Linked DNA regions of Mus musculus: all the other regions are linked to region 1. The links are chromatin loops, found by intact Hi-C in ENCODE. Cell type or tissue: left cerebral cortex. All regions are shown on one strand.

Evidence for each region. Peaks named below come from ENCODE experiments on the same cell type or tissue, not always from the same donor. Only the 100,000 strongest peaks of a DNase experiment are listed, where the experiment ranks them.
Region 2: a loop joins it to region 1, with 5 times the contacts of the local background. A loop is called at or near these places in 3 of 42 quality-filtered maps.
Region 3: it touches region 1 in a loop (4-fold over the local background); 4 of 42 quality-filtered maps call a loop at or near these places.
Region 4: a loop joins it to region 1, with 3 times the contacts of the local background. A loop is called at or near these places in 2 of 42 quality-filtered maps.

What each region holds. Positions count from the first base shown.
Region 1 is chr3:49,752,346-49,760,345 of GRCm38, forward strand. It overlaps Pcdh18 (protocadherin 18), which reads right to left and starts at 4,971. Exons shown (of 4, transcript NM_130448.3): 1 at 2,033-4,971; 2 at 1,195-1,280; 3 at 939-1,102. The coding sequence starts at 4,519. In left cerebral cortex, CTCF peaks have their summits at 3,698 (motif pointing left) and 5,180; DNase peaks (open chromatin) are centred at 567, 1,030, 1,180, 3,749 and 2 more places; H3K4me3 peaks cover 3,498 bases; H3K27ac peaks cover 1,597 bases.
Region 2 is chr3:50,296,159-50,304,158 of GRCm38, forward strand. No RefSeq gene overlaps it. Among named protein-coding and RNA genes, the nearest start is that of Slc7a11, 140 kb to the right of the region's middle. In left cerebral cortex, a CTCF peak has its summit at 4,981 (motif pointing left); DNase peaks (open chromatin) are centred at 4,101 and 4,962.
Region 3 is chr3:49,089,718-49,097,717 of GRCm38, forward strand. Gm31415 (a long non-coding RNA gene) reads left to right here. Exons shown (of 3, transcript XR_867196.2): 3 at 6,396-6,638. Among named protein-coding and RNA genes, the nearest start is that of Gm31415, 31 kb to the left of the region's middle. In left cerebral cortex, a CTCF peak has its summit at 4,278; DNase peaks (open chromatin) are centred at 4,329 and 4,779; H3K4me3 peaks cover 456 bases.
Region 4 is chr3:49,262,258-49,270,257 of GRCm38, forward strand. No RefSeq gene overlaps it. Among named protein-coding and RNA genes, the nearest start is that of Gm20557, 78 kb to the right of the region's middle. In left cerebral cortex, a CTCF peak has its summit at 3,974 (motif pointing right); a DNase peak (open chromatin) is centred at 3,984.

The DNA of each region.
Region 1 (8,000 bases):
ATTCTCTCATGTTTTCTATCCTAGTTTCTTCATCTTTACAAGTAAATAAATAAATACAGACACTAGTAAAGTTTTGTTCCTTTTTCCTACGTGTATTGCGAATGGCAGTCATTGGGTTGACAATCAGTGAATTAAGACGTGTGGACAGTCAGAGGCAGACTTCAGTACTCCTAAGTGTTGATTTCTTTCTACAGCCCCTAGCAACAGGGCAGCTACTGATCTTCTCAGCATTTGCTCAGTTGGATCCAAGTTCCTAGGGCACAATTAGAGGCAAGAGTCACTAAGGAAAAAATTGATTCGAAACTTAATAGAATTTCCTCCACCTGGCTGTGTGCTTTATAAATCCCCCTCTGGGTGTGTTTCCCTCCTCTATTGCTGTACCGACTCAAAATGAGAGGGGGCATGAAATACGCTCTGCACACCACCTCCAAAGGTACATTCCTTTGCCTATTTTTAGTGCTTAAAATATACCCTTTCCAGTGTATTTTAGGCTCTTGATTTTGTGAGTTGGTTCCCATCACAGGAAATGCATCCTCCAAATTATAGTCCAGTTCACCACTATCCACCGAACAGGCTGTCTGAATACAAACAGGCACCTAGCAATTTTCTGGAGTTGCTTAGGAGCGCCCAATGGCACTGGCTGGATAAGAAAGAGGGAGGGGGGCGGGGCTTGGTCTTCTTTCAGTGCTCTCTCCCCTTCCTTCTCCTATTAAGCCTTCACATTCATTCCTTCTCTACCAACTGCTTATTGTGGATTTTGAGAAGAAAAAAAAAAATTAAATGTCTCACGCTTGTCCACTGCTAATAGTGCAGAGATCCCACCTATTTCCAGTGTAAAGGAAAAGGACAGCAGAAACAGAAGCATGGGAGAAGCTGTTCGTCATCCTGGCTCTGTGGTAGCTGTGAAAATAAAGATTTAGCTATCACGGCCCTCTTACCTGCTGGAATTCTCCCGTCCGTGAGGAAGAGGTCACTGAATCCTTCTCCCAGGAGCCTGTCTATCGGAGAATCGCGCCCCAAATCATAATCGCTATCTCCTGCTTCGCTATCTCCACGGCCACTGTCTTTCAGGCTAAATTTATCCATGTCTTGAAGGGCATATCTAGAAAGATCAGTGAAAGAAACACACAGTTTTTTACTCTTCGGCATTTAAGTTCCCCGAGACTTAGCAGCTGACACCAGGGTAATTCATACCTATAGCTCCTGGAATATTTGTTTCCTCGAAAACTTGGCCGTGGCTGATATTGCCCCTGGTGAAGCATGGAGAGAAGCTGCGAGACCTGCTGGAAACCAAAGAGACAGAACTGACTTCTGGGGGAAACAGAAAAAAACACTCCTCACGCATTCACGTGCATTAAGGAAGAAAAGGGAATGCTAAGCTCACACTTTCTATCTGTCAGGGGTTTACTTATGCTAGACCATGAAGAGGGCACAGCCAGACACCAAACCCAGTTAAGATCCATTACAGAGAGATCTGGCTGCTCTCAAAACACAAGTGAGTTGTTCCTGCTTGAAAGACTTTTAAATAACTGCCTTCCTTTACAGTTTAGATAAAACTGTAAAAATAAATAAATAAAATAAAATAAAAACTCAGTAAAATACACTGTTAGTTCAGATAATGAGACAATGCCAGAAAGCCAGAAAACTGCACAAAGTTTTCCAAAGACAGCATGCAATTGGAGTGAGATTCTCAAGAGCCAGGGTGTTGATTTCTCAGGAGAAATTTTAACAATGAGAATAGCTGGGTCCCTTTAGGTTTTATTTTTTCCTGTCTCAGCATCTTACTCTGAGAAGTGCAGGGACTCTGATTAACAGCCCCGTGTGAGACATCACACCTAACACCCGCAAGTGAATTATTTATAAAAATAGAAATAAGCCAGACGGTGTACTTGAGATAGGTCCACCCTGTGGCTTGAGTTCTAGTGGAACTGCCTACTGTCATCTATCAACGACAACCTTAAAGGTGTGATGACTGTGCAGCCTCTGAGCATCAGCATCTGGCTTGACCAGGCCCTGTAGTGTCTGATCTTACCTCAACAGCAGGAGTGGCGTGGGTGAGTTCTAATGAAAAATTCTCTGGCACGTGGTTTGATGAGATGGTCACCAAACTGTTGAGTGACTGGTGACTGTTGTGACTCTGGCGGCTGCCCATTTGTCCCCTCTCCAAGGTTGGGGATGAAGATGGGGAGGATCTGTGGTGAGATCTGATGGGCAGAGTGCCATTGATGGTGGGTACCAGTGTGATGTCTCCTTTGTGAATCTGCCTGGATGGCCTTTTAGGATGATGCTGGTACGTGGATTCTGCCACCCTGCAGTTGTAGGATCTGGTGTCTTTCTTTTCTCTATTACACCTCGTTGCAAACAGGACCATAATAACCAGCAACACAGCACAAATTGCTCCCAAGGAAATAATTATGATCATGGACACATCCAAGGATGCGCGGCTGACAGAGGTCATGGCTGTGCTTGTCACAGATTCTGCATAGTCAAAGACCATGCACCTCAGAAGGACTTTGGTGTGCAGAGGAGGACTGCCCTTGTCCTGGATGATAACTGAGAGTGCCCATTCCGCAGAGGGAATGGATTCCATGCTGACGTTGGTATGAATGTCACATGACCTAGGGTCCATGATAAAGATGTTTTCCTCATTACCAGATACTATGGAGCAGCTGAATTCAGCATTGGCACCAGAGTCCCTGTCGACCACCCTTATTCTTGTGACATGAAAACCACTTTCAGCTCCTTTGGGGATGGATATTTCTGCAGTATTATTGTGCATTGCAGGCCCTATAACCACAGGGACATTGTCATTCTCATCAATGATGGTCAGCACAACGGTGGTGTTGCTGGAGAGTTGCTTCTGACTCCCTCCATCCCTGGCTTCCACCACAAAAGTGATCTGACTCACTTCTTCATGATCAAAGATCCTGAGGGCATAGATGGCGCCATTAGAGGGGTCAATGGTTACATACGTGGTGATGGAACTTCCCAAGACAAAACTCTCCAAAATGGTGTATGTCACATGTCCGTTTTCACCAAGATCTGGATCAGTGGCTGTAACTGTGGTGATATACGCCCCTGGTGAATTATTCTCTGAGATGACAAATTCATATCGGCTCCTCTGGAAGCGAGGTGGATTGTCATTTATGTCATTGATTTGAACAGTAAAATGTCTCACTGAGGAGAGGCTTGGTGTTCCCTTGTCCTCAGCAATCACAGTCAAACTATACTCAGATCTCTTTTCTCTATCCAGAGTGGCATTGGTCAAGATCAAGTAGTTATTTTCATATGTCTTCTGAAGTTTAAAATGTCCATGCCCATGAAGCTTACAGATTATTTCCCCATTCAGCCCAGAATCCTTGTCTTGAACCCTGACGATAGCAACGAATGTATCAATGGGATCCCCTTCAAAGACATAAGATACTTCTTCTTTTCCAGGGGACATGAGATTTATGCTAATTTCAGGTTTATTGTCATTGACATCCACAACCTTAATTATAATTTTGCAATGAGCAGGAATGGAATTGGGACCCAAATCTTGGGCTTGAACGTCTATCTCATAGGACTTGGTGATTTCATAATCCACTGGCTTGAAAAGAGTCAAGTGGCCTTTTTCTGAGTCGATCTTAAAAGTCTCTATAATTTTGGGAGACACATGACTGCTGAAAGAATACACAATTCTCCCATTAGCGCCCTCATCTGGATCGGTGGCATTTAGATCAAGGAGCAAGGTTCCAACTGGGGAGTTTTCTAAGAGTTGTATTGTGTAAGAAGGCTGCTCAAAGGCCGGGCTGTTGTCGTTGGAATCCGAAATGCTGATTTTCAGGATGGAGGAGCCAGACCTCTGAGGCACTCCCATGTCGGAGGCGGTGAGCTGAAGCTCGTAGCTAGCCTTCAGCTCCCGATCCAACTCTTTCACCACTATGAGTTCAGCGTACTTGGCCCCGTCTGTCCTGGTTCGCACTTCGATATTAAAATAATCATTAGCAGAGAGCGAGTAGGTGTGGAGGGAATTTTCCCCAACATCTGGGTCGAACGCACTGTCCAGGGGGATACGAGTCCCAACTGCTGCGCTCTCCGATATCTCAATGGGAATGACGGGTCTCGAGAATTGGGGGGAATTGTCATTAATGTCCAGCACGTCCACTTCAATGTGGAACAGCTGCAGATGCTCGGTCGGCAGAGTGAGCACATCAAACTCTATCGAACAGTTCAAGTTTTTTTGGCATAGTTGCTCGCGGTCAATTTTAGCCCCTATGCTGATTTCTCCGGTATTCTCATTTACGACCAGGAGAGGAGAATTCCCCCGTGGCATGGCTCGAAAACGAACAGCAGAAGGATTTGGTAGCTTCAATAAAACATCAGCCACATCTTCTGATAGTCTAGCAATTACCGATCCGACCCTCTGCTCCTCATAAATCCTGTATTTCAGATTCTTAGCCAGGACATCGTGGCTGAAAAACGCCATCAGAAGTGCAAGTGCAAATCTAAAGTGCATTTTAGTATTCATTTGGTGCATTGGTCAGTTGCTAGATTCCCTTCTCAGGGCGAGTTAGAAGAGCCCAGCAATCCCTTCAACTTCCTCCCAGCCACTCAGAGCTCTAAGCCACATCGGGTCTCAGAGTCTTGAAAGCGACTCTTAATCACACAGCAATTAAACAGCTCGCAAACTTCAGTTTTCATACACACCGTTTGGCGACTTCCAGATAGGAGCGTGAAGTCCCTTCCTGGTAGGGGTGGCCGCTGGTCCTCCTGGCTGGGAGCAGCGTGTCACCTCGGCCTGGCTCCCCGCGTGGACTCCGTCCCCATCTATTGCAGGGTGCTGGCGGAGTCTGCAGTCTGTGTTTCCCGGGCGATTCTTGATTTTCCCCCCTTTCCTTTTCTCTGCTCCGCTGCAGACTAAACACCGGTGATTGCTGACTCCAGTCTGAAAATCTCTACAACTTCACTTCAACTCAGACAAAGCTCTTTGCCTGGCGTGTGTTGAATCGCTTCCAGCCAATCAGCGAGCTTCCAAATCCGAAGCTGCTGGAGTCACCGGAGCGAGGGAGGGCGCGCGTGGAGGGTGGGAGCGGGAGGGTGGCGGGCGCGGGTTGGGGACCCGCTAGGGGCGCGGGAGCGCGGCCGGGGGTGGGGTTCAGCCCTCCCGCCCCTCCTCCATCTCCATCCACTTTCTCCAAGCGTGCCGCGACAAAGGGGAGACAAATTACAGCAGGAGAGCGGTGTGGGGGTGGGGAGACCGGGAGGGAAGGAAAAAGAAAGGAAGAAAAAAACTTTAAATCAACTTCTGGTCGCCTGTATTTATATATGGCACATTAAATAGTTCTTGTTTTCTTAATTGATCTTTTCTTCTGCTACAAACATGTAATCATCTTGCTTTTTTCAGGGTTCCTTAACTGCTGGTTTCACTTAAAATACCTCCAAGTGAATTTTGTCGGTGGAGGAATTTAATAAAATGGGGAAACTTGCTTCTAATTATGCACACACCCCCTCCCCCTCGGCGGGTCTTTTCTCCTCCAAGGAGCAGCAAGCCGATTTTCTTGGAGCTCTGTTTTAAAGAACAGCCCAAGTGGAGAGGTTTCATTTTCTGCTTTCTTTCATCTTTACTCTTTGAAGATAAGAAAGGGGCCTATCTTGCACTCCCGATTTCTCTTAATTAGCAAGATTTAAAGGAACACCTCAGAGTTTGGAACTAATTAGCAAAAAAATTCTACCTTATTTCAGCCCTTTCTTTAGCTTGAGCAAAATTGTTCCATATATATATATATATATATATATATATATATAGCCTTGCACTTAAAAAAATCCTATTTATTTTGGGCAAAATTGATAGCTTGGGTAAAATTGGTAGCCTTCGCCTAGCGAATTCTTCCAATAGAGTACTATCTACCCATAGTGAGTTTTCACAATGAGTTCTGAGGAGACATGGACTCAATAGTTTACAAGTCAAATTTTTATAATACATACATTATTTATGAAAACAGTTTCCAGATATGTATTTTAAAAACCCAAAGGTTGTTTACACTGAGAAATAAAATGCCTGAGCTGAAAATTGCATTTTGTGTGCATCAGAGTGCTGGAAATATCTCAGGAGGTTGGTGCTGTATCCAGGTCACGGGGTTGATATGGTATTCTTATTGGGAAATATGATTATTTATGATGCTCCTTCTGCTCTGCGGCTCCTTTTAAGTTTATCACTCTGGCTCCATTCTTGCTCACCCTCCCCACCCCCCCTTTGCATTATCCCTCAGCTGTCTTCAGCTACTTGCAAATTCTGTGCTTCACAGAATCTCCATGTAACTTATTTGACATTTATTTTTCTCCTATTTTGCCCCCCAGAAACACATTTTTTTAAAAAGTAATTTTCTGATTTTTCCACTTTGCTTACTCTCAGCAGAACTCAGCTATAGTCACAGAGAAGGTACTCCCCCAAGAAGAAACCAGAGAAGAGCCCCAATACAAACTCTCCTTCATTCTAAGCATTCAAAAACATTTTATGAGCCATTGTCTCACCCCCATTCCCACCCCCAGAAACCAGTGCTGTGTGTCAAATTGTGCAGACTAGGATGTCTGCTATGAATGTGTTTAGTGCTATGTCACTCTGATGAACACTCTGCCCCCCCAATAACACCATTTTACAAGTTTGCAACCCTTTCAAATTGCTGATCCCCAAACCCTATAGACAAACTCAGAAAACTACCATAAGCAACTGGGACTTTAGAAACTCACAGCCATCTGGCCTATGTCGCTAACAATCTGAGCCAATAATTATGTCAGTTCGGGCTTTAGAGAGCCTCTCTGTAAAAGCCAAAGGAACAAAAAAAGGAGTTAGTGACTATTCAAAATTAGGGAGAGAATTCCAAAGACATCTAAGTCTATCAGTTTGAGGACTTTCATCTGTGAATGTGATAAGCATACTGCCACAACGCATGCCTTGGCTTGGTCATCTTCATTTATGGGATGCGTCTTACATTTGCTTAGAGCACCATGCTTTAGCAAATCTTTCTCTTCCTCCAGGCAGTGTGCTTGCCCATAAATATTATGAAAATGACTTCATCTTCCAAGGTATTCACCATAAATTGACAGGTGAGATGTGGCCATTCAGAATGTGTTTCTGTGCTTATGACTCTAGCAATCTTGGAATCATCTCGCGGATGCTTGCAATCTCTTTACACTTAGAGCAGAGGCTAATGTCTTCCTGAGTGGTTTACATAGCTACTTGGTCTGGGATAGAATCTATGGGGACATGATACCTCACCCCTTTAATCTAAGCACTTGGGAGGCAAGTGGAACTCTATGAGTTCAAAGCCAGCTTCGTCTGCATTGCAAATCACCATTCAGTAAGAGCTATAAAAGGAAACAATAATATATCTCTTTTATATGTTTCATTAATTCTAACAATTATTTCTTACAACTACAAAGAAAGTACAAAAACACAAACAAACAAGCAAACAAACAAATTCCTATCTCTCAGACCACACCTGAGAGAGATGAGGGTTTTTTTTTTTATTATTATTTTTTAACCTGGTCTCTTGACCTTGGCCTGATACAACTTATTTCTTTAGACTTTCACAAATGTGGGAACAAGTACATGGCCTTCTCCAAGAACTTCTTAGGCAGCCAGTAGAAGAAAGCAAATAGCATATTCCTAAAAGTCCATCACCTTGATGTGGCAGCTTTTTTGATTAGGAAGAGGAGTGTTTTCATTGCTTGACTACTGTGCCCATGTAAGTGAGGTCAGATATGTGAACAAAGTGGTCCTGTGCCTCTGGATTTGAAGTTGACTGGGTCTAGTCTGTTGGGCATACTTTTTTCCATGATTCCCCTCCCCTCCCTCCCCTCCCTCCCCTCCCCTCCCCTCTCCTCCTCTCCCCTCCCCTCCCCTTCTCTCTCTCTCTCTCTCCCTCTCTCTCTCTCTCTCTCATTTATCCATCTACAGGCATAGGAAAATGGGTTCGTGTATGATGACATGTCTGTAGGTAAATGATGTGGTGGGTCGG
Region 2 (8,000 bases), 540 kb after region 1:
CCACATAAATAAATAATGCATAATGATCAAATCAATTAAAATACATCTCTCTAAACATTTAAAAATCTTCTTTCATTCACACACATTAATCGTAATCAGGCACAGTTATAGGTCAGGTGTGATACCTAAATAAATATAGACCTATAATAGGTACTGATCTAATCAGATAAGTACACTTCTTTTCTTATTGCTTTGTGTTAGAAGCCATTAAAGCAAAGCTGCTCTCCTATAGTTCATCAGATCTAGAAAGCATAAATTCCAACGTATTTATGGGTACCTGTGTTGCATGTAGGACACTGAACTTACTGCTTTTCTTTTAGGTGTAGTATCTGTGGTCCTCCATCCCTCCCTCTACACATCTGTTAATCTGAGCCTCTAGTAATTATATAGATAGATATATAGATATATAGATATATAGATAGATAGATAGATAGATAGATAGATAGATAGAGTTTGATTTTAAAATATATATATAATTTAACCAAAGAAAATGTAATTTTCCTTCTACAGATATCCACAGAAGTCTCTGTTCCCATTATCTCTGAAATATAGAATAGTAAATAAATCATGTTAAAAGGTCATTACCATTGGAGTAAGTAGACAGGCATTCTCTACCTTGATAGAGATAGATAGATGAATAAAATTAATGATGCATAAAATCAAATTGGGGGAAAAGAGCAACTTTGTTGGGGACAATGGGTCATACAGGTGAGGGTTGTTTTTTTTTGGTCATATTTTTCCTGTCACAGCTAGAGAGAAGTATTTGAAATTTGGACCTCTAGGGAAGTGATTTTCTAAGGGTCTGAGTGGCCGATCGAACTGAAATCCACTAAATACGATATGACTGTGTAATAGTTTTCTTACCAAGATGCAGTGCTGAAGACAGATCTGTGAATTTCCAGGGCAAGCTCCGTGAAGGCTGCCAAACGTGCAAACACTGCCACTCTCCACAAGCCATGGAAGTCAAATCTGCTGCTGCCAGATGGGCAATGTAAGTCCCTTAAACCGACAACCAGCAGACCTCGTGGGATTTCTCAGGAAACAGAGTCAGCTGCCCTCTGGAGCAAGTCATGTGTGTGGGCCCTGAACGAGCTACAGCGGAAAGCACACAGCACACAGTGCATTTCAGCTGCTACCAGAGAGAAGGAACCTGTGGATAGAAGAGACTCTGAGGGTTCTGTTATCTCGTTTAAACTGACAGGTGTTTATGAGTTTGACTGGAAACACTATAAACAACAAGGAAAGGGTTCAGAAATTATTTTGTATGTTGATTTATAAGTGTGTGTGTGTGTGTGTGTGTGTGTGTGTGTGTGTGTGTGTGTGTGTGTGTGTGCGTGCGCGCGCGCGCGCGCGCGCACGCGCGCACTGGAGACCAGAGACCAGCTTGCAGGAATTGAATCTCCTCTTCTAACACGTGAATTCCAGGGATTAGACTCCAGGTCATCAGGCAGATTTGGTGACCTCTCCCCAGTGAGCCATCACACCCACCCTACACGGCCAGTTTTAATAGATGTTCTTTCAAATTCATCTCTATATCAAGTTCTGCTTAGCATGATGCTATTTACAGTACTCCCTTAACCAACTATAGTTAACATGAACTGTGCACATTCCAATCTGGAAGATGAGTTTCCAAAAATTAAAAACATCCATCATAGCAAAGGCCTTGGATCAAGTAGATCATTCACTATAAAGGATGTTCTAAATCAAACTTCTATTTTGGGCAATTGTATCCCGTGCTTTTCTGCCGACTTATTTCTATACCAAGGCATTCCTCAGTCGGTCGGTGCCGGAGTCTTGTCAGTCTTGGCGCTTACCCTGGAGCCTGGTTACATTTTCCCACACTTGTCTGAATTTCTTTGTTTCATAATCCCTGTTGCCCAAGCTGGGTGTCTGCTGTTAATTTCCTGAGGACCATATAGAACGTTGCCTAAATGAGAGGCATCGGGGCCTAGGATGTAGGCGACTCCTTTAATTGATCAGATAAACACGGGCCATTTAGTTTTGCCTTAAATCAGACTTCAAAGCACCACGCTGTACATTCGCTTCATTTTGGCAGACAGCAGAAAGCCTGAAACTCTTCAGGAGGTGGGAAAGCTACGGAAATTAGGCATCTGACCAAGATCGAGGATGAAAAGTAAACAGCCCATTTTAATGTCTCCTTTGAACTGAAAAGCAATAGGGCTCGTGAGGACATTGGAAGATAGGAAAGAGACAATGTTCAAGACCATGAACGCGAGTCCATTTGACAGCAGAGGATGTGGGTCTTAGGGCCACCAGAACATTGGTCAGTCCTCATTAAAGCCTCATCAGCCCTATCAAGATGAAACACAGATTCCAGAGTCCCCTCCCTTTTGCCCATCTCCACACTTTAGCCCATGGTAGGGACACTTGCCTGGGAGGATTTATGCATGCCCTTCTGAACTTCTAACAGAGCCTCTCCTTTGAGTAACCATTTAAAAGAAGATTAAATTCAATTAGGCTGTATCTTTTCCTCATGACAGGCTGACTTCAAAGAACACTTTATACACTTTTCTACCCCATTGGCGTCCGAGTGCTGGTGGGCAGACACAGGGCACCTTCACACTCGGGAAGAAAGGATGGCACTATTTTTACACTCATTTACTCCCTGTATTTTAAGAATGGCCGGCACATGACAGGATACCCACCAGCACTACAGCCATGCTCAGAGACCAGCAAGGCTTGGGACCATTTGGAAGTGAAACCAGAACCCCTGCACCCAGCCCACCCGCCTGCCCTTGCTTTAGGGCCTAGAGCTGCCTTGAGCACTCTCTAAAGCTTAGTGGGCAGTGGGTTTTCCTCTGATTTTCTGAGTTCGTCAGTAATAAATTGAGAGCACTGAGTACTAGCTTGCATATGGAAATTTTATTTTAATCTGAAACTGGGGAATGGTTTAATTAATGATCTTATGAGTCCAATTGGCTCTTTGGTTAAATTACATTTTTATTGAGAATTCCATACATTTTGATCTACTCTATCCCTAATCCCTCTCCTCCAGGCCCCCCCCTTACCCACCCACCAGTTTTTCCTCCTAACTTGCCACACTTTGTTTTAAATCACCCTGGGTCCACTTAGTACTGCCTGTATGTGTGTGCATGGGTGGAGGAAGTGCTGCTGGAATCGGGACAACCTCTCTAGCATCATATTCCTGAAGATAACTGACTCTGGCTCTGCCAAACACCAGCAATTGCCAATAGCTCTTCAGCTACGAGTGGACTTCATGAATTATCCACAGTCCATGCTGGGGTTCTAGCTGACTTGCTCTTATGCCAGTCTTAAGCAGTCACTACCAGGCCACTCTGAGTCCCTTTGTGCAAGGACCACGTCACATCCTGCTGTTGGCTGTAGATGTCCACTACCCTGGAGCGTGTTGTCTCTCTGTCCCTTCGTCGGTGGTGATCTCTGAGCCTTGGGTGGGAGAAGGGGGCCGTGAATAGGTAATAGAGGAGTGATAGAGATATCCCACTTGGATTTGAGTTCTCTCCTGTTCTCTGCAAGTTGACCAGCTGTGAGGTCTCTGTGTTAAGCATGATCTTCTAAAAAAAAAAAAAAAAAAAAAGTAAGAACTTAGGAACAGTTACCTATCATGTCCATTTAACAAAGTAACAATAGTAGATGATCTATATATTTATAAATAATATTGTGTGCAATACTTACTAAGAATTTTGCTTCTTCAAAAGAAAGTCAATATCCCCCGCATATGAAGGGAAAGAAGAACCCAAACCAGCCCTGGGGAATTAGATCCGGTAGGAAATAATCAGATTGCGATTAGCCCTTTTCTTTTTATTCATGGACTGTTTGTGAGAAAGAAATATGGTCGGGAAAGTAGACATTTAAGAAGGAAAAAGAGAAACACTTAAAAAGGAAAACGCAGGCATTTGCAGCTGGAAGCTTGGAACGAAAGACCGACTCCTCTCACAGAAACAAAGACGTGCACCTGCCTCTCACCACCTTCTTTCTCTCAGCTGCTCAGATGCACAGGCCGTTGTGGGTTTTTTATCTTTCCGTAATTGCGTTGCTGCTTCAGCCAGGACGCTGTGGCATTTGGCCAAGGTTTCCCTGCATGGTTGCATTTTCTACAGAGATAAAGAAGGAAGAAGAACAGTGTTTAAAGCAACCCCTTCTTCATGGTGGTGTATGGTAGGGAGAACCGTGCTCCTGGTGCCCCAGCGAGTTGCCCACTGCCCTCCACCTCCCCGGCTTCCGCACTCAAAGGACAAGGGGGAAGCAAAGAGCTGTTAGTGATTTTTCAGTTTTTGTTTCTTCGTTGGCATAAGAGTGCATGGTAGTCCAGTTTGCTTGTTTCATTTTTCAGTGGTTTGATGGTTGCGCAGTCACCTAACAAAAGAAGCAACCAAGGGCTGAAGGAATCAAAGAAAGGAAGGGCCGGCTGGCCTGGCCTTTCTCTTTGGCTGGAAACTGCTTGAAGTTAATTGCTCACATAAGAAGAATAACTGCCGGTGCTATAATTGAATTTTTATGGAAATAAACAGGTGGCAGATTTACTATAGCTGTGGGGATGGTGGGGGGTGAGACGCTGTAGCTAACATTAACCTGTTTAATTTAATAGCCTGGATACTCATACAGGGGGGAAAGCAATGCAGCTCATGGAGTCAGTTGGATGCCAAATGTAAATAACTACAGTTACCCAAGCATGCCCATGTGGTTGAGCAAGAAAGGGCACTGGGCCAGCTTTGACTTAATTTCTGAATGTGTTAATTAACCTACTAGAAGTATGAAAACTCTTAACTCATGAAGAACCAACCTCCCCCCCCCCCAAAAAAAAAAGATCAGGATAAAGAAACACGAAAAAAAGAGAAAAATAGGATGACAATTGACAAAGACTCTGCTGACATGAATAGCAAGACCTAAGTTCTTGCTTTGTGGGGACTTGCATTACTGAAGGAGACTGCGCTGGGAGATGAGTGAAAAGCTAGCTCTGCGCTATGCTGCCCCCAAGTGGTCTAGTTTGGGAAATGCATATTTTTATTCTGAGGGAAAAAAATGTGTGTCTGCTTTTGACTTATTTATGGTCTTGATGTGTACTTTTAAGCCAATCAATAAAAAGTGGTTGTATTTAAACTTTCGAAGACTTTATTTCAACAAGAAACCAACATGTTAAACTCTCTGTACCTGTATTTTATTCATTTTTTTCTTTAAGAATGAAAGTGCATTTTAATGAAAATGAAGTCTCCTATGAAACAAAACCAGTCACCACGGGATATATCAGGAGACGGAATCCACTGTCACCTTCCCCCCGGATCCTGGTGGAATAAATTCCCAGGTGAGGCAGTTAGCAAAGCAATTTTCCCGTACTGAAGATTACACACAGAAAAGTAGACATGAGGCTGAAGTGGAGATTGTCAACGTGAAAAACAAGAAATAATTTGCATGTTATTTGACTCACCTGATTGAATACCTGAGATTTTAGGAGGCAGGGGACTCATCCTAGCACAATTGAGTTTGGGTTGTTTGGAGATTTGTGAGATGTTCTGTTTGTTTTGTTTTGATTACCATAAATTGAGCTATTAAATGAAAACTCCTGAACTGTGTTCTCCTTTCTTTTTTTTTTAATTCGTTTTTTTTAATTAGGTATTTTCTTCATTTACATTTCAAATGCTATCCCAAAAGTCCCCCAGACCCTCCCCCACCCACCCACTCCCCTACCCACCCACTCCCACTTCTTGGCCCTAGTGTCCCCCTGTACTGAGGCATATAAAGTTTGAAAGACCAAGGGGCCTCTCTTCCCAATGATCTAATGGCCTTGTTTCGTCTTTAAGCCCATTATGTTCTGCGAATATTTTCTACATGTGTCTTTCCTAAAGAACGTTGGCTGACCCACTGCAGCCGGCTGATCTATCAACTGCCTTTGCTCTGCATCACAAGATTTATTTCTGTGTAGAGACTGCAATAACTTATTAATGTACCTGGTAAACCCATTTATGGACCAGTAACTCCACATTCATTTCATCATTTAACATCCCCACCCTCCACTCTTACATGAAAGATTGCTCAACATCCTCACAGAAACTTTCACGTTCCTTAAATACAGGACCAAGAACATTGGTTCTCGTTTTTTATTTAATAGATGATAGATAGATGATATAAATACATACATGGATACATAGATAGATACATAGATAGGCACACAGATAGATGATAGATGGATGTGGATAGATAGATAATGATGATGTTAATGATCATGATGATAGATACATACACACATGATAGATGACAGATTAAAAGAGAAGTGATATATGTATAATAGGTAGATGATAGAAAATAGATATGTAGATGAGTAGATGCATGATAGATGATATAGTTTAGATAGAAAATGATAGATGACTGATCATATGTAGATAGCTAATAGATGATAAATTATAGATGGTATATAAACACAGATTATAGATAGATAATAGAGAGATTGTAGATATATCTTGCTGAGCAAGTTAACAAATGCAGGCACACTACTTTACTTTTTCCATTGCTTCTTGCCGACAACCATCAATCAATCTGTGACCACCAGGTAATCTGTACTCCATCCATCCCCCCTCCTATATATCCCGCAGCCCTCCCTGTCCCTGAACCCCTACAATGAACTCTCACTTGGAGTACTGCCACATTTGTTATCTTATCTTGCCACTCTCCTGTCACACGCCCACTGCAGCCAGTGAAACCCTTAAACATCTAACCACAGCTCCTTGCTTCTACCGTGAACCTGACTCTCATTGTTCTAAAGCTCGGGCAGCTGCCACATGAACTTTGATCTTGGTGGATAATGAGTATGAGTTTGTTGAATGAACACCTGGGGGATCTGCTTTATAATGTTCAGTATTTCCTGCATCCTCCTAGCTCCTTCGGATTCTTTTATCATCTAGTGTTTGATTGTTTACTGTGGAGCAGCAAGTCAAATCCAGGGCTTCCCGTGTGTTAGGCAAGTGTTTCCCTCTAGAGCTCTACCCCAACACTAAAAGCCTGAAAACTCTCTACATGGTGGAAATAGAAAAATGAGACAAATCAGCAACTCAGCATCTTGTGAGCTCAAAGCAACAGCTTTTGTTTTAGATTCACCTGTAGGTGTGATTTGCTTTCGATTCAGGCCTTTAGAATATGGAAATAGTTCTCATCATAATAGCCTGCTCCATGGCCCAGGGACCCAGATGACAACTTTACCAATTGCTTAAGAGACCCATTTCAGTCCTAAAGGCAGAAAAAATTTGCAGCACTCAACTATCTAGAAACCAACGAAGATCCAAATTTAATTGATAACCTAAAGTACAATTTGTTGTTCAGTAAAGACAGTGGCCTTTCTCGGGGCTCCTGGAATCAGAGTAGCTCAGCATCAGGCACCCCAAATCTGGGATCATTTCCCTTCCTGGAATCATGTTTGTTGTATGTATTTTCATGATCTAGAGTCTTTTGGTTCCTTTACATTTTGTTAGCATTCTGTCGTATTCCGTTCACACAGAGATCAGCACTTCCATGAAATGTCTGAGTAGCCAGATCTAGGACATATTTTAGGTACATGACCTGAAATGTAAGCAGTCTATTTTGGTCACAAAGTCAAAACAATAACACTTGGTACTTGAACATGTTTATGTGAATGTTGACCCCTGGAAGACATTACCCTTAGGATGTGATATCTCTGCGTACGATGCTTGCCTGATCACTTGTATAAAGGAACGTCAGCTCTTTAGAATGCTTGCTCCACAAGGACAGCATGTCACATCCATTGTGCATAAATCCTGAGCAAAGAATAGGCTGGCCACATTAAAGGCTATTTATCTGCAATGCTACTAAACAGCCAGAGATCCCTTGCTGAAGGCGGGGAGGAAGATTGACTGCACACACGGTGCTCTCACTGCTGAGTCCATCATCAAAGAATTCTTCTTATGGGTTGGAACTCACATCTGAAAATTGACTGTGAGTGCTCAGCCCTCTGTTATAGTGACCTAGGTAAGACCTATGCTTCCCACGCGTGA
Region 3 (8,000 bases), 660 kb before region 1:
GATCCTGTCCCTTTCCCTGTGAGCTAAACTACTGTGAGAAGCTTGGCCATCGACCCATTTTTCTGTGATCTATGAGACTCACCCTTCCTGATTTCTGTATCTCCTTCTTTTGGATTCTGTCCAGATCCTAAATGTGCCTTTTTTTCCTGATACTTTGGGCTTCTATACTCTTTGATACTCTTCTATAAAGCCTCCATCTCCACCATAGGATTGCTTGTCCGTCATGCACATGTCTGAACTCCATGACAACTTACACAGAAGGATTTCTTTTTCTTCTCGCAACCTACTGGCCCTGTGCTTCTTCACTTTAAACTCTACTACAGTTGACCTACAGTTCCATTTGAGTCCATTCTTAAATAAATTAATGAGACAGGAACCCTAAGAGGGGATCTGAGTTTCCTCTGATTCAGATATATTTTCATTCTCCAGAATTATGACCATAATTTCAAAATTATGGAATTTTTGAAAGCCAGAAAAGAAGACAGGTAGGTAATGTAGCAGTAAAGAGAATAAGCAACAAGAAAGATAAGGAAATCTGGAGGGGACAGTAATAATTAGGTCTTTCTTTTCTTTTTTTAATGTTTTTGTAAAGGTCAAACATTTTTATATATATATATATATTTAATTTACTTTTATTAGATATTTTCTTTATATACATTTCAAATGCTATCCCGGAAGTTTCCTAACCCTCCCTCCGCCCTGCTCCCCTACCCATCCACTCCCACTGGCAAATACAGAAGTGGATGCTCACAGTCATCTATAAGATGGAACACAGAGCCCCCAATGGGGAAGCTAGAGAAAGCACCCAAGGAGCTGAAGGGGTTTACGACCCTGTAATTAGGTCTTTCTGACTATATGATAATATATCATTATATAAATACTTAAATTATTACCACAAGTCTTTAAAACATGCTGGATACCTACGACTTTAAAAGTATAAAAAAGAATTAGAGAAATCAAGTGAGAAGAAGATACATAGAGATCTCATACTATATTCAGAAATAATATATTTTAAAATTATTAGTTATAAATAGTGAATTATACCATTTCTCTGGCTAGCTGTATATACTATCTCCCATATACTCACCCTTTGTAGTGTGCTTTTAAGGAACTAAAATAATGTTTTAGAGACTATTTATAGAAGTTCAAAACTCCAATGAGGAAAATTCTCAGACTTCAGCCATCCTATCTCTGTACAAGGCTGTTTTTTACTTGATTAAAAATATAGCAGGAGGAGTTGAAGAGATAAGGTTTAAGAGTACATACTGCTCTTATAGAAAAATCTGAGTTTTATTCCTAACACCCAAGTTGGGTGGATCATAGCTCACTGTAAATCTCTCTCCTTGAAATTCCACAGGGTTTGATTTTGCAGAGTATTTGATCATAGTGTGAACCCCGAAATTGAGTAACTTATTGGAAGAACCCGTTTCTAGTTGTGGTGCTCCACTGCCTTAGCAGACACCTTTAATCCAAGAGATTTCTGTTTATTCTAAACAGGATTTTAAAAAGTCAACAATAGTTCAAGAGACAGGGCAAGCAAGCAGTTGACAGGGAGAGAATGTAGGAAAAAAACATAGAGAGTAAGAGAAGGTTGGGAGGAAGGATAGAGAGAAAAACAGAAAGTAGAAGGGAGGGACATTCAGTTTGAAGTGTTTTTGAGACTGAGTGGAGGAGTGCTTCCTTTTGGAGATAGATGCTATGGCAGAAGGTCAGTGGTGCTTTCTCTGCGGCTCTGAAACTAGCCGGCTTTCTCTTCAGTATCTGGCTCCTGAATCTTTATTGGCAAAATCGAACATCTGAGATTATTTTGTTAAAATAACAGTCTTCTGGACTCCCTAGGCACTTATAGTGATGTGTATACAGTTCTGCATAAACACACATGTGTTTTCTTTTGTAAGTAAAATGTAACATTAAAAAAAAAGTAAATAGACTTATACAAAGTACAAATTTCTGATGGAGAATTTTGGGGAATCTTCAAAACAGTGTTAACAGTAGTAGTAGTAGTAGAAGAAGAAGGAGTAGTAGCAGAAGTTATATTAAAATGGTACATATTTTGAGATTCCATATATATGAAACTCAGGTGACACACATGAGTATATGAGAACCTTGATTATAGAAATCTGTGACATATGAATCATCTGGCTAACATAAAATTCTTCTTGCTTTCTTTTTTTTTATTGCTGTTTCAATCAGCCATGTGTAAATCAGATGTAAGCTACTAATGTAAGATATTTGAGAATCTTTGCTGGGAAGGGGTGGCCAAGTCAGGAGTCATAAACTTAATGTGCCAACTTAAAATACAACAAATATCTGTCACTGCCTATGTTTTTCATTCTTTCATCCAGAAGATGCTAGAAGTGAATCTCATCATGAGGTCACTAGGTCTAAATTTGGCTTGTGATACTTTCTCTTTCATTCAGTTTACCATGCATGGCATGGGCATTGCCAAGTATATTAACTTACTATTGATTACTCTTTGCCATAACTAGCAGCCATTCTAGAAAGGCACACAATCTAATTAAATTTATGACATTTATTCCTCACAGGACTAAGAGCTAAGGGAGAAAGTTGACTGACCATTCCATTAATTTTTATTTTGATATTCAGAACTGATCTATCGTTTTGATTTGGTCTTTCTATATTGACATAGTTCTATTACAAATTTACAAATTCCTTTGTCATCATATATATACATACATATATATATGTATATATATATGTATATATATATATATCAAGACATTTTAAGTCAATAATTGATACTTTAATATTACTTAAAATTTCAAGTTCAGATTTATTCTTTAACCTGAAATGAATGGTAGGAGAATATCTTCACTAAAGAGACTGGACATTGCACAATACTGAAATTAGATTACGACAGTCATTTGACAAGTGTTTCATTACAATTTACTCTTGCAGTATTTAGGTACATTTTACAATAAAAATAACAAAATCCTAATTTCTACATAATTACTACTGTTGTCTTTATACTTATATTTATGTTTTATGTGCTTTTGGGTTTTTGTTTGTTTGGTTTGTTTCATCAAAAAGTAGTGAATTATGTAACACTGTAAACCATTTACTGTAATGGTAAATTTGATGTGTGTACTTGTGTGTGCTATGACACTCACTTAATGGTCAATCCCAATCTTAATATTGCTGTGAAGGCATCCTTTATTAATTAATTTTACTGTGGTAGGGATCAAACCCTGATCCTTTGTGGGCCTTGTATAAACAAATCTTCTACCCCTGAGCTACACACGTAGACCAAGTGTGCCTCTCAGAGGGGTAAACATGAAATAAGACATATTACCTCCTAACATGAGGATGCACTTAGTCTAATTGATTGAGGACTTTAAAAGGTACCTTAGCGCTTTGACTAGAGCCTCAGCATTAAGTATTCCCTGATGTCTTCATCCTTTCAGTCTCTCTGGAATATTCTGAACTTATGAACCCCATAACATCCATCATAAATTACTTCTTTTCAGCCTGCATTATGTCTTTCTGTACGTATATGCATGTATATGTCCACACATACACCTATATCCCCACACAATCCTACACACTTACATTATCTTTGTTTAGAGAACGTAATTACCAAGGACGAGTTCATGCATGTACACAAGTTGGTCAGACTGTGGTCATAGTGGTATTTAAGAAAGCATAATTGTTTAAATTATCTCTTTCATTGTAGCAGCAAATATTGGAAATTCATAACTTTATTGTACCAGGCACAAAATAGTACAAATGATACAAATATGGTTGTAACATATGCTTATAACATTGCAAAGGATACTCTATGGATTTTAGCGCATTTTCATATGATTATTAATGAACATTTAAAGGAGGCTGCAGCCACAGTCAAAGGTTTGAAAAGGAGAAATTAAATTTAAATTTAAAAAGAAGAATCTTAGTGTAACACCAGCTATATTTTAAACAAGACGTAATGTATGCCTTGGAAGAAGGTAAACCCCCACTCTATTTTTTTCAAGGTAAATATTCTGTACACATTGATAATTTATATTTTTGGCCTGAACAGCTGTTGTTTAATCATTGTTTTTGCAGTAGTGCAAATGCAAAACATATTTTACCTTAATTAACTCATTAAGAGGAAAATAGCCAAAAACATCAGGCTTCTGAGAACACTGATTCTAAGCACATCACCAGGAATAGAATAGTACCTTGTTCTCTTTACAGCTGTGTTATAGCTCCCCGAATAATTCAATTAAAGGACGGCACCGAAGCACAGCAATACATGCAGTTCTGCGATCCAGTCTCTAGAGGGCTCTGCACATCACTTTTTCAGTCAGCCTGATTGCAGCAAACTAAACCTAAAGCAGATAGATACTCTGCAGCCAGTAAATGCAGCAGCCACTGTGCAGGGAGCTCAGAGAAACCCTTCTTTAAAAATTTTGTCTCATTTGCATACGTGTTTTAAGAAGCAAAACGTAAGTGCTTAGGTAGAGCCAACAGATAAAGGAAATAAAAAGGTCCATTTTTTACGTGTACGTGGAAGATCTTTCCTTCCTCTGATTTTCTCTCTGTCTCTGACCAACACTATGTGTGCTACACTGTTTCCTACATGCATCTGGTATTTGTAATTCTGCCAGAATTATTTATGATAGACGATGTTTAATTCAAGACAACAAATATTTCATTGATTTTTTTTTTAAACATTTCAGGATGAAAAGACAGATAAATGCCAGTGCTGTCATTCAGAAGGAACTTGTCTGGAATGCAGGATACACGCTGATTCATAATCTCCCAGTGTTCAGCTCCCACGGGCATTCTCACATGTAATCAAGTTGCTATACATCCTGAGAATATGACTCACAGAAAAAAGTCATTCTTCACTCAGGCTTAAATCTTGATGCTGACAAAGAAAACACAACCTTGTCTGGGAGACTGCAGTATCTATGAGATTTAACTGAATATACATCAAAATGGATGCCCCTCTCCTACTCAGAATTCTCAGTGAAAACAAGTCATGCTCTATTGTGGAAATTTCAAACCAAATACTTCTCATGCTCAAATAGAGCAAACTAGATGTTGATCAGTTTTGGGCATATAGCCTCTCAGGCTAGGGCAAAGTTCTCACCAGGTTCTGTGCTACTTGGCAATGTACCACTAGATATTTATCATGGAGTTACTAATGTAGAATAATACAGAATCTGTGATTAAATATTCCTTTGGTTAGTAGAGCTAGAGTCTCTGATAAGCTATCTGCTAAGAATAGGACATATACCAACGTATGGAATTCTGTACACCTAGGTGGTTCGATACATCATTAATGTACCACGATAGTGATATAGTTATAGGTAAAGGAAAATGAGGAATATTCTTCAATGTTGAATGATTTTTTAAAGGATCAAAGCAGTCTATGCTCAAGCAGACTATGTCCAGACCCTTGAAACATATAGTCCAACATTCTTCATGCCAAACTGACCTAAAACCTTACAGAGGCATTACCATTAAGCAACCATGTTACCTAGTTTCAGGTCCTGAAGTAGAAGATGTCAAAGCTAAATGACTCAGTACATTGCTTTTCTGTTTGTTTGCTTTATTTTGTTTTGTTTTGCTTTTTTCTGTAGCAGGGGAATTTATCGTGATCACCTATGATCAATTAAGTAAAAATCTCTTTGGGTGTGAGTCTCTGCATCTCTTCCCATGGGCTTCTGGGTGGAGCCTTTCTTTGCTAGACCAAAAGTAGACTCAAGCTCAAATACATAATTTCTGGCGGAGGTTACCCATGATGCAGTTGCAGCAGTGCACTGCATCTGGACTTCACCAGTCACCATGAGCGACACTGCAGTCACTGATCCTCCAGTGCTGTAATATCCAAAGACAAGAACGCAGTGTCTCTATACGATTTTCTGATTGTAGCTGTTTAATTGTGGAAAACAAAGACAATATTTTTCAAACACTATTACTCCACATATAAATATCAGATTACCGTATGCTGTAATTGTGTGGTATCAGAATGTTTGATATTAAAATTTGGTGTTTGAGTTTCTGACTTAAGCGTCTTAAGAAAATTAAAATGGAATTTTGCCTTGGGATTAAGATAACATTTGCTATAATTTCTGAAGTCACCCTAATAACATAGCCACTTTTACCATGTATTTATAAGAATCAGCATTCTCAGAATTGACAGTTATGAAAGCAAAATATCAATCTATCCCAAAATATTGACAGCTCTCTAGAACCCAAAGTATCAAATAGTTACACAAAATTAACTTTCATTTAAAATTTAATAATTATGTCTATTACATGAATGTACAGATTGCTTTTACCAGAAGATTAAAGGGAGATAACAAATAATGGTTTATAATTACTTTTATGATTAGTCATGACTGTTAGTAAGGATCTCATTTATATGGCTTTTCTTTTTACAGGACTATGCACTCAAGATCACAGGAATTACTTTGCTAAAGGTATGAGAAGTGGAAGATGTTTGAGAAGCTCTGATCTATAAGAAGGGTACTTATGAGCTCATGGGGTGAGACTTCAACAAAAGCAAAACAACATCAACAATAAAACACCGTGAAAACCTATTAAAGGCATTGTGCACCCGGTGAACATTCTACAGAATGCCTGCCCTGGAGTCTGCTGTTACACGTGCCGTTGCATGGTTACAGGTAACTGCTAGATTGGCATTTCTTTTACATCTTTCTTTTATTAATCATCTAGAAATAATGCCTTTGAAACATAACATTTGTATGCCTCTCTTTAATTCAGTAGAATGCTTAAAGTAAGAAATTGAATTAAAGCTTCATGCTGTTTAGATATTGCTAAAACTATATAGAGTATATATCTTCACGGAATCTTTGATGCTGCAAAATGGCTATTTGATTTTCTTTAAGAAGATGAAAAAGATTGTGGGGAATACTGAGACAATAGGAAGGTAAGTTGCTATCTTTGTGTAATTGCTAATCTTTTTGGAATAAGAAATGTTGCATATTCACACTGTTGGGAACAAAGAGCAGAATGAATGAAGATAATACTGAGGTCTGTAAAAATTGGTTTATTAATTATTTTATGAAAGTTAAAAGTAAAATAATTTTAATTATCACATTATTTATTCACTTACCTCCCAATATCCTCCACCACTCCAACCAGGACCCTCTCAAATAGATCCTTTCCCCATTCCTCACTCCCCTTCTCTGAGAAGGGGGAACCCCTGCCTGGGTATCACCCCCACTATATATCTCAAATCACTATAGAATTAGGCACATCCTCTCTCAAAGAGGCCAGACAAGTTGCCAAGTCCGGGGAACTGGAACATAAGGCAGGGAACAGATTAATGAATAGTTCCAGGTCTAATTTTTGGGGGACCGTCATGAAGACCAAGCTTCACCTCTGCTATATATATGTGGGGACCTCTATCTAGCCCATTCTAGCTATTGAGTTAGTGGTTCAGTCTCTGAGAATCCCCAAGAATACAGGTTAGTTGACTTTGTTAGACTTCCTGTGAAGTCTCTGTCCTCTTTGGGTCCTTTATCCTTTCCCAACTTTTCCATAAGACTCCTCTAACTCCATCTAATGTTTGGCTGGGGATCTCTGCATCTCTTCTTATGGGCTGCTGGTAGAGCCTCTCAGAGGACAGTTATGCTAGGCCCCTGTCTGCAAGTGTAATGGACAATGATTAATTGTGTCAAGGTTTGGTTCTTTCACATGGGATGGGTCTCAATTTGAGCCAGTCATTGCCATTCCTTCTGACTTGCTCTACCCTTGTCCTTACACATCTTCTAGGAAGAACACATTTTGATTCTAAGGGTTTGTGGGTGGGGTGCTATCCTTATCTCTACTGGGAGTCCAGCCTGGCTACAGGAAGTAGCCACTTCAGCATCATATTCTTCACTGACAAAAGTTTTAGCTGGAGTCACCCCCGTAGCCACTCAGGGGCCTCACCTCTCATACCACCAATTGCAGTTCTCTGGCATGTCCTAGACATTGTCACCCCTGCCTACTTACAGTCTCCTTTCTCTTTTACCTGCTCT
Region 4 (8,000 bases), 490 kb before region 1:
TTAACTAGCACTCTCATACATTTTCATTAACTGATTTCTAAGAGTAGACCTGAGTTATCTGTATTAGCCATTTATTTCATTCATTTGAGTTTTAAAGATTTTAAATTATCTCAAAATTTATCATGATGAAATATATGTGACAATTGCATTTCTGAATATGTTCAGTGCCTTATTATTATCACATAAGAATGGCAAATACATTTACATTAATTATAATTGTGGTGCATGAATGATTTAATAAATACTACTATTGCTTTATGGTTTTATATCCTTTAAATAATTAAAGAGTTTTTGTTATAATTGCTATTGGGAAATATTTTGTGACTTTACATTGATATATTTCCCTATTTTCAGAAGGGAACACGATACCATTGTTCAATGGCTATTACTCACAGTGGGCTCTTTCCCTGCACCAGTGAGAGAATCTAATGCTGACAGTGGCCATATTAAGGGTTATTCAGAACAATTATACACTGATGGAGGATAGCTAATTTTCACTCAAAACAAAATGAATTTCAAATTTGATTCAGATACATAGGTATTTCAATTCTTTTTCTTTGCCAAATTTTTATACTTACAACTTGTCATAAAACCACAGGAGTGTGAAAATGCTGAAATAATTCAAAATCATTATATCATCTGACACCGGGGATTGAGCCAGGCAAGCTTGGTAAAGCATTGTGCTTCCCAATCCCAGTTAGAACTGGACTTGGTGGAACAAAGCTGGACATGAATGCAAGACTGTTTTCTGTTTCGAAGAACACATGTAGTGTGAGTTATGGGCACATATTGCAACAATGACATTGTATTTTCATAGAAATATGCATACAGAGAAGCAGATGCTAGCGTATGACTTTATACTTTGAAGGGAAAGTAATCTGTCCTACTAGGGAGAAGTTTACACAGCTTTAAATGACCTTGGGAGGGGGGTGGGACTTGGCAGAGAGCAGACGCGATATGTGAAGGACTGAGCATGATGGTAACAAAAGTGCTTGTCTAGGAAGGAACTTGGCTGCATGCATCGATCACAGCAGCAACTGAACAATGAAAAGGACAAAAACTGTGTACTTTATCTGACTTTTGCTGGAGGAATTTACATAATCATATTGTAAGCCTAGTAAGAAATTCAATATACCCTTTTATCCAATTTATAAAAATAATCAAAAGTTGGTGTCTTATCGTTCCAGGCATGTTCCATATATACAAGCTAATCTCTATTACTTTAGTTTCACAAATAACTACATAAGACAACATTTTCAAGTTAAATATATATTAATTTATTCATCCATTGAATTGTTTGTGTATCTTTGTGTTTTTGTGCCCTTTCATGTATATGCACTTTTATGTACAATGCATATGTGGTTACACATGCCTATCAAGGTGAGATGGCAGGGAAGTGTGCATTTCATGTCTCAGAAGCCTTTCTATGAGGGAGAATCCCTGTTGGCCTGGATCTTGCTAGCATATTTGACTCCTTGGCCCAAGAGCACAGGAAGTATACCTGCCACTGAACCCCTCCTATCTGTGATTCTAAACATGGTACTCTATGTGGTTACACTTACTGTTATTTTCTAATCACTAGTTCTTAAGATGGCAAACACAATATTAGGGTTAGCTATGATGTTTTCTTAAATACTTTATATTTTTGCTCCTTTTTCCCATTGCTCCCCCACCCACCTGCCTACATCCTGATGATAGGCTTTTCATTTCCTTCATTCCACTGAAATGGTTCATGACACTCCTTTACTCTCCAAAATCTTTTTAGGGTTCCAGCATGAATCACTGACAGGACCCAGGGACTCTGCCACTAGCAAAGGGGCTGAGAGCAGTCGATGGCTAGAAGAGCATGGAGAGAAACTTTTCTTTGAGTTTGTGGGCACCTGCAGTTTGTCCGTGCCCATATACTTATAGAAAGCGCAAAGTGACCTGAGACAGTTATAGTTTTTAAAGGGGAAAGAGAGACGGGGAGGGAAGAAGGAAGGGAGGGCTCTATATCCTGTTCCATTGCTCAACATGAATGACCTATCCCTGGCACAACAATGTCATTGCTGCTGTTGTCACTATGAGTGTATAGTATTTATTTGAGTTAAATTTTACTGATATTTCCAGATCATTTTTACTGCTTAGAATTACTTTGTCTTTTCAGATAATTTGTGTATCTCTTTAGGAATGCTTTCTCTACCTCTATGAAGAATGTCTTTAGAGATTTGATGGTGATTAACTTCCTTCTGAAGACTACTTTTAGTAACAGTCAATTTTCATATTTTTTATTTCTGTTTGTCATGAGTGCTGAAGGTCCTACCATCTTTTGGTGGGTCTTTCTTAATGTTTTCATTATAAACATTTTTTTACCTCCTTGGTCGGTATTTCTAGGAACTTTATTATTTGAATGGGATATTTTTCTACATTTGCATATATGTGTGTGTGTGTGTGTGTGTGTTCCATCCATCCTACTGATTTTACTTAATGATTTTCACTTTCTATTTAATGCATTGACATCACTGGTCCATAGAAATACCTGTTACGCAGGATAATTTACCTCTTGTTAACAGACATGAGCTGAATGAGTCCAGGTTAACTTCATTTATGAAATAGCTTAATTCAGTCTTTCCTGTTGAATGGATGCCTTTCCCTAAATGTGCAGTTCCCTATACAGCAACTGGTGTACTTGTGCTTACTGTCTTACGAATCACAAAAACTTTGAAGTCCTCTGTTCCTTGATAACACAAAGAGATTTTATGATGTCATGGGATCCATTGATGATGGGACCAGGGAGTGGTATACATGGATTTAGTTTATACTCACCGTGGCTACAAGGTGACAAGAGACCACGAAACCCTGGCAAGGAATCCACCAATCAGGAGAAGCTACACTCTGACTGGTAGAAGAAAATGCACACATGCTAGCTGTTTTAGACCTAGGAGCCCAAAATTATTCTTTTATGAATGAAGATGCTTAAGACCTAGAAGTCATCAGTTCCACAGACATATTTATTGATTCCCATTGTTATTTTAATTTAATGTTGTTTGTAGCGCAATAGGTAGAATTTGAATTCAACTATGAACAGTATGAAAGGAAAACATGTTAGATTGTTGTACCAGCCAAATATTATTGTTGCCAATATATTTACACTTAATTATAAGACAGTTTCATTTTTCTCCTTCATATAATTATTAAAGAAATATCATAAAATGTGGCATTAGTAAAAAGATATATGATTTTGGTGTTGAGTCTCCATTTAAAAATTTAGCATCCCATCAGCATAGATCATGATAATGAAAAATCATTATTTTGCTTTATGCTTCTTGCTTAATAAGCACTAGAAAATGAGAACTGTGTCTACTGCACATTTGTGACTGTGTAGAATGCTGCTGAAATAAAGGCCTCCAACATTTCCAAAGTTGCAATTGAAAGATATGTTATCATACTCACTATTAATCATCACAAGTACCTGTCACGGAATGTGTTCAGAGGCCTTTACATCTGTAATCCATGAACAAGGCACGTGCAAAGTTGCACTCGGTAGCAAACCATACTTTTTAGCTTTTCAAAGAAAGAATAGAAAAATATATAGGGGATCTAGACACTAACATAACAGCATTCTGTGGAAGTTACTCTTATGGGTATCTCACTACTCTTTTAGGTTCATAACTAGACTTTAAGTCTTGATCAAGCAAGTGAGGAGTGGCTGGGGCACTATATGAAAACACACCTGTATACAGTCCACCAGCACTTGAATGTCTGAGGAACATAGCAATCTCTTCATCTGCCTGTGTGGAATTTTTGGTCAAGAATTCCAAACTGATAAAGCAAAAGGCGCCATCACATGATGATAAACATTATTTCAGTGAAGAAGATTAAGATTTCACACAGAATTTTTATTTTTTAGTTTTAATTTCCAAACTTTGACAGTGTACAGAGAAAATACAGGCTAAGTAGATTAATTAAAATGAGCATCCAGGCCTGTTAGTACTGACAAGAACCAGCAGAGGGAGATGAAGTGGGCAAGTGAGACAGGATCTAGGGAAATATCGAATTGAATAGACTGCCTTTAAGGACTACCTATGGGCTTTCCAATGACTGTACAGTGTTCTAAGGCTTGGGTTTGTGGGAACTGAAAAGAAATACCTTTTGTTATCTAGTGGGTGATGCCTTTAGAAGTAAATAGATCTTGTGCCCAGTTTCCAAACGAGAGATGTAACATCTGTGTTTATTACCATATTAAACAGAGTTTCAATAAGGCACTGCAAGTATTTGGGTCATATTTCACAATCATTAAACAATTAGTTCATTCCTGAAGAAAAACAGTTCACGTGCAAGTCAGTTTTTAAAGTTAGTAAAAAGGAAAGCTCCGCATGTGTTTGATGATTAATTGATTAAAATATGTAATTTCCACAAAATTCATTATAAACTAAAATAGCAAAATAAATTAGGCTTATTATTAGGATGTGCAATTAAAGTACTTTGTGTCAAACTTCATGATTTAATATTATTCATATATTATAGTACTGCTCATACATTGTTACATTGTCCATTGAGAAGTAAAGTTTATGTACCTTGACATATGTTAAGAATATGTTGGCCCAACACCCGCAAGGGCCCACACGGGACTCCCCACGGGATCCTAAGACCTCTGGTGAGTGGAACACAGCGCCTGCCTCAATCCAATCGCGCACGGAACCTGAGACTGCAGTACATAGGGAAGCAGGCTACCCGGGCCGGATCTGGGGCACAAGTCCCTTCCGCTCGACTCAAGCCCCGGGCTACCTTGCCAGCGGAGTCGCCTGACACCTGCAAGGGCCCACACAGGATTCCACACGAGATCCTAAGACCTCTAGTGAGTGGAACACAACTTCTGCCAGGAGTCTGGTTCGAACACCAGATATCTGGGTACCTGCCCTGCAAGAAGAGAGCTTGCCTGCAGAGAATACTCTGCCCACTGAAACTAAGGAGAGTGCTACCCTCCAGGTCTGCTTATAGAGGCTAACAGAGTCACCTGAAGAACAAGCTCTTAACAGTGACAACTAAAACAGCTAGCTTCAGAGAGTACCAGATGGCGAAAGGCAAACGTAAGAATCCTACTAACAGAAATCAAGACCACTCACCATCATCAGAACGCAGCACTCCCACCCCACCTAGTCCTGGGCACCCCAACACAACCGAAAATCTAGACCCAGATTTAAAAACATTTCTCATGATGATGATAGAGGACATCAAGAAGGACTTTCATAAGTCACTTAAAGAATTACAGGAGAGCACTGCTAAAGAGTTACAGGACCTTAAAGAAAAGCAGGAAAACACAGCCAAACAGGTAGAAATCATTAAAGAAAAACAGGAAAACACATCCAAACAGGTGATGGAAATGAACAAAACCATACTAGAACTAAAAGGGGAAGTAGACACAATAAAGAAAACCCAAAGCGAGACAATGCTGGAGATAGAAACCCTAGGAAAGAGATCTGGAACCATAGATGCGAGCATCAGCAACAGAATACAAGAAATGGAAGAGAGAATCTCAGGTGCAGAAGATTCCATAGAGAACATCGACACAAAAGTCAAAGAAAATACAAAATGCAAAAGGATCCTAACTCAAAACATCCAGGTAATGCAGGACACAATGAGAAGACCAAACCTACGGATAATAGGAATTGATGAGAATGAAGATTTTCAACTTAAAGGGCCAGCTAATATCTTCAACAAAATAATAGAAGAAAACTTCCCAAACATAAAAAAAGAGATGCCCATGATCATACAAGAAGCATACAGAACTCCAAATAGACTGGACCAGAAAAGAAATTCCTCCCGACACATAATAATCAGAATAACAAATGCACTAAATAAAGATAGAATATTAAAAGCAGTAAGGGAGAAAGGTCAAGTAATATATAAAGGAAGGCCTATCAGAATTACACCAGACTTTTCACCAGAGACTATGAAAGCCAGAAGAGCCTGGACAGATGTTATACAGACACTAAGAAAACACAATTGCCAGCCCAGGCTACTATACCCGGCCAAACTCTCAATTACCATAGATGGAGAAACCAAAGTATTCCACGACAAAAACAAATTCACACAATATCTTTCCACGAATCCAGCCCTTCAAAGGATAATAACAGAAAAGAAGCAATACAAGGAAGGAAATCACGCCCTAGAACAACCAAGAAAGTAATCATTCAACAAACCAAAAAGAAGACAGCCACAAGAACAGAATGCCAACTCTAACAACAAAAATAAAAGGAAGCAACAATTACTTTTCCTTAATATCTCTTAATATCAATGGACTCAATTCCCCAATAAAAAGACATAGACTAACAGACTGGCTACACAAACAGGACCCAACATTCTGCTGCTTACAGGAAACCCATCTCAGGGAAAAAGACAGACACTACCTCAGAGTGAAAGGCTGGAAAACAATTTTCGAAGCAAATGGACTGAAGAAACAAGCTGGAGTAGCCACTTTAATATCGGATAAAATCGACTTCCAACGCAAAGTTATCAAAAAAGACAAGGAGGGACACTTCATACTCATCAAAGGTAAAATCCTCCAAGAGGAACTCTCAATTCTGAATATCTACGCACCAAATGCAAGGGCAGCCACATTCATTAGAGACACTTTAGTAAAGCTCAAAGCATACATTGCACCTCACACAATAATAGTGGGAGACTTCAACACACCACTTTCTTCAAAGGACAGATCGTGGAAACAGAAACTAAACAGGGACACAGTGAAACTAACAGAAGTTATGAAACAAATGGACCTGACAGATATCTACAGAACATTTTATCCTAAAACAAAAGGATATACCTTCTTCTCAGTACCTCACGGGACCTTCTCCAAAATTGACCATATAATTGGTCACAAAACAGGCCTCAATAGATACAAAAATATTGAAATTGTCCCATGTATCCTATCAGACCACCATGGCTTAAGACTGATCTTCAATAACAACATAAATAATGGAAAGACAACATTCCCGTGGAAAATGAATAACACTCTTCACAATGATACCTTGGCCAAGAAGAAATTAAAGACTTTTTAGAGTTTAATGAAAATGAAGCCACAACGTACCCAAACCTATGGGACACAATGAAAGCATTTCTAAGAGGGAAACTCATAGCTCTGAGTGCCTCCAAGAAGAAACGGGAGACAGCACATACTAGCAGCTTGACAACACACCTAAAAGCCCTAGAAAAAAGGAAGCAAATTCACCCAAGAGGAGTAGACGGCAGGAAATAATCAAACTCAGGGGTGAAATCAACCAAATGGAAACAAGAAGAACTATTCAAAGAATTAACCAAACGAGGAGTTGGTTCTTTGAGAAAATCAACAAGATAGATAAACCCTTAGCTAGACTCACTAAAGGGCATAGGAACAAAATCCTAATTAACAAAATCAGAAATGAAAAGGGAGACATAACAACAGATCCTGAAGGAATCCTAAACACCATCAGATCCTTCTACAAAAGGCTATACTCAACAAAACTGGAAAACCTGGACGAAATGGACAAATTTCTGGACAGATACCAGGTACCAAAGTTGAATCAGGATCAAGTTGATCATCTAAACAGTCCCATATCACCTAAAGAAATAGAAGCAGTTATTAATAGTCTCCCAACCAAAAAAAGCCCAGGACCAGATGGGTTTAGTGCAGAGTTCTATCAGACCTTCAAAGAAGATCTAATTCCAGTTCTGCAAAAACGATTTCACAAAATAGAAGTAGAAGGTACTCTACCCAACTCATTTTATGAAGCCACTATTACTCTGATACCTAAACCAAAGAAAGACCCAACAAAGATAGAGAACTTCAGACCAATTTCTCTTATGAATATCGATGCAAAAATCCTCAATAAAATTCTCGCTAACCGAATCCAAGAACACATTAAAGCAATCATCCATCCTGACCAAGTAGGTTTTATTCCAGGGATGCAGGGATGGTTTAATATACGAAAATCCATCAATGTAATCCATTATATAAACAAACTCAAAGACAAAAACCACAT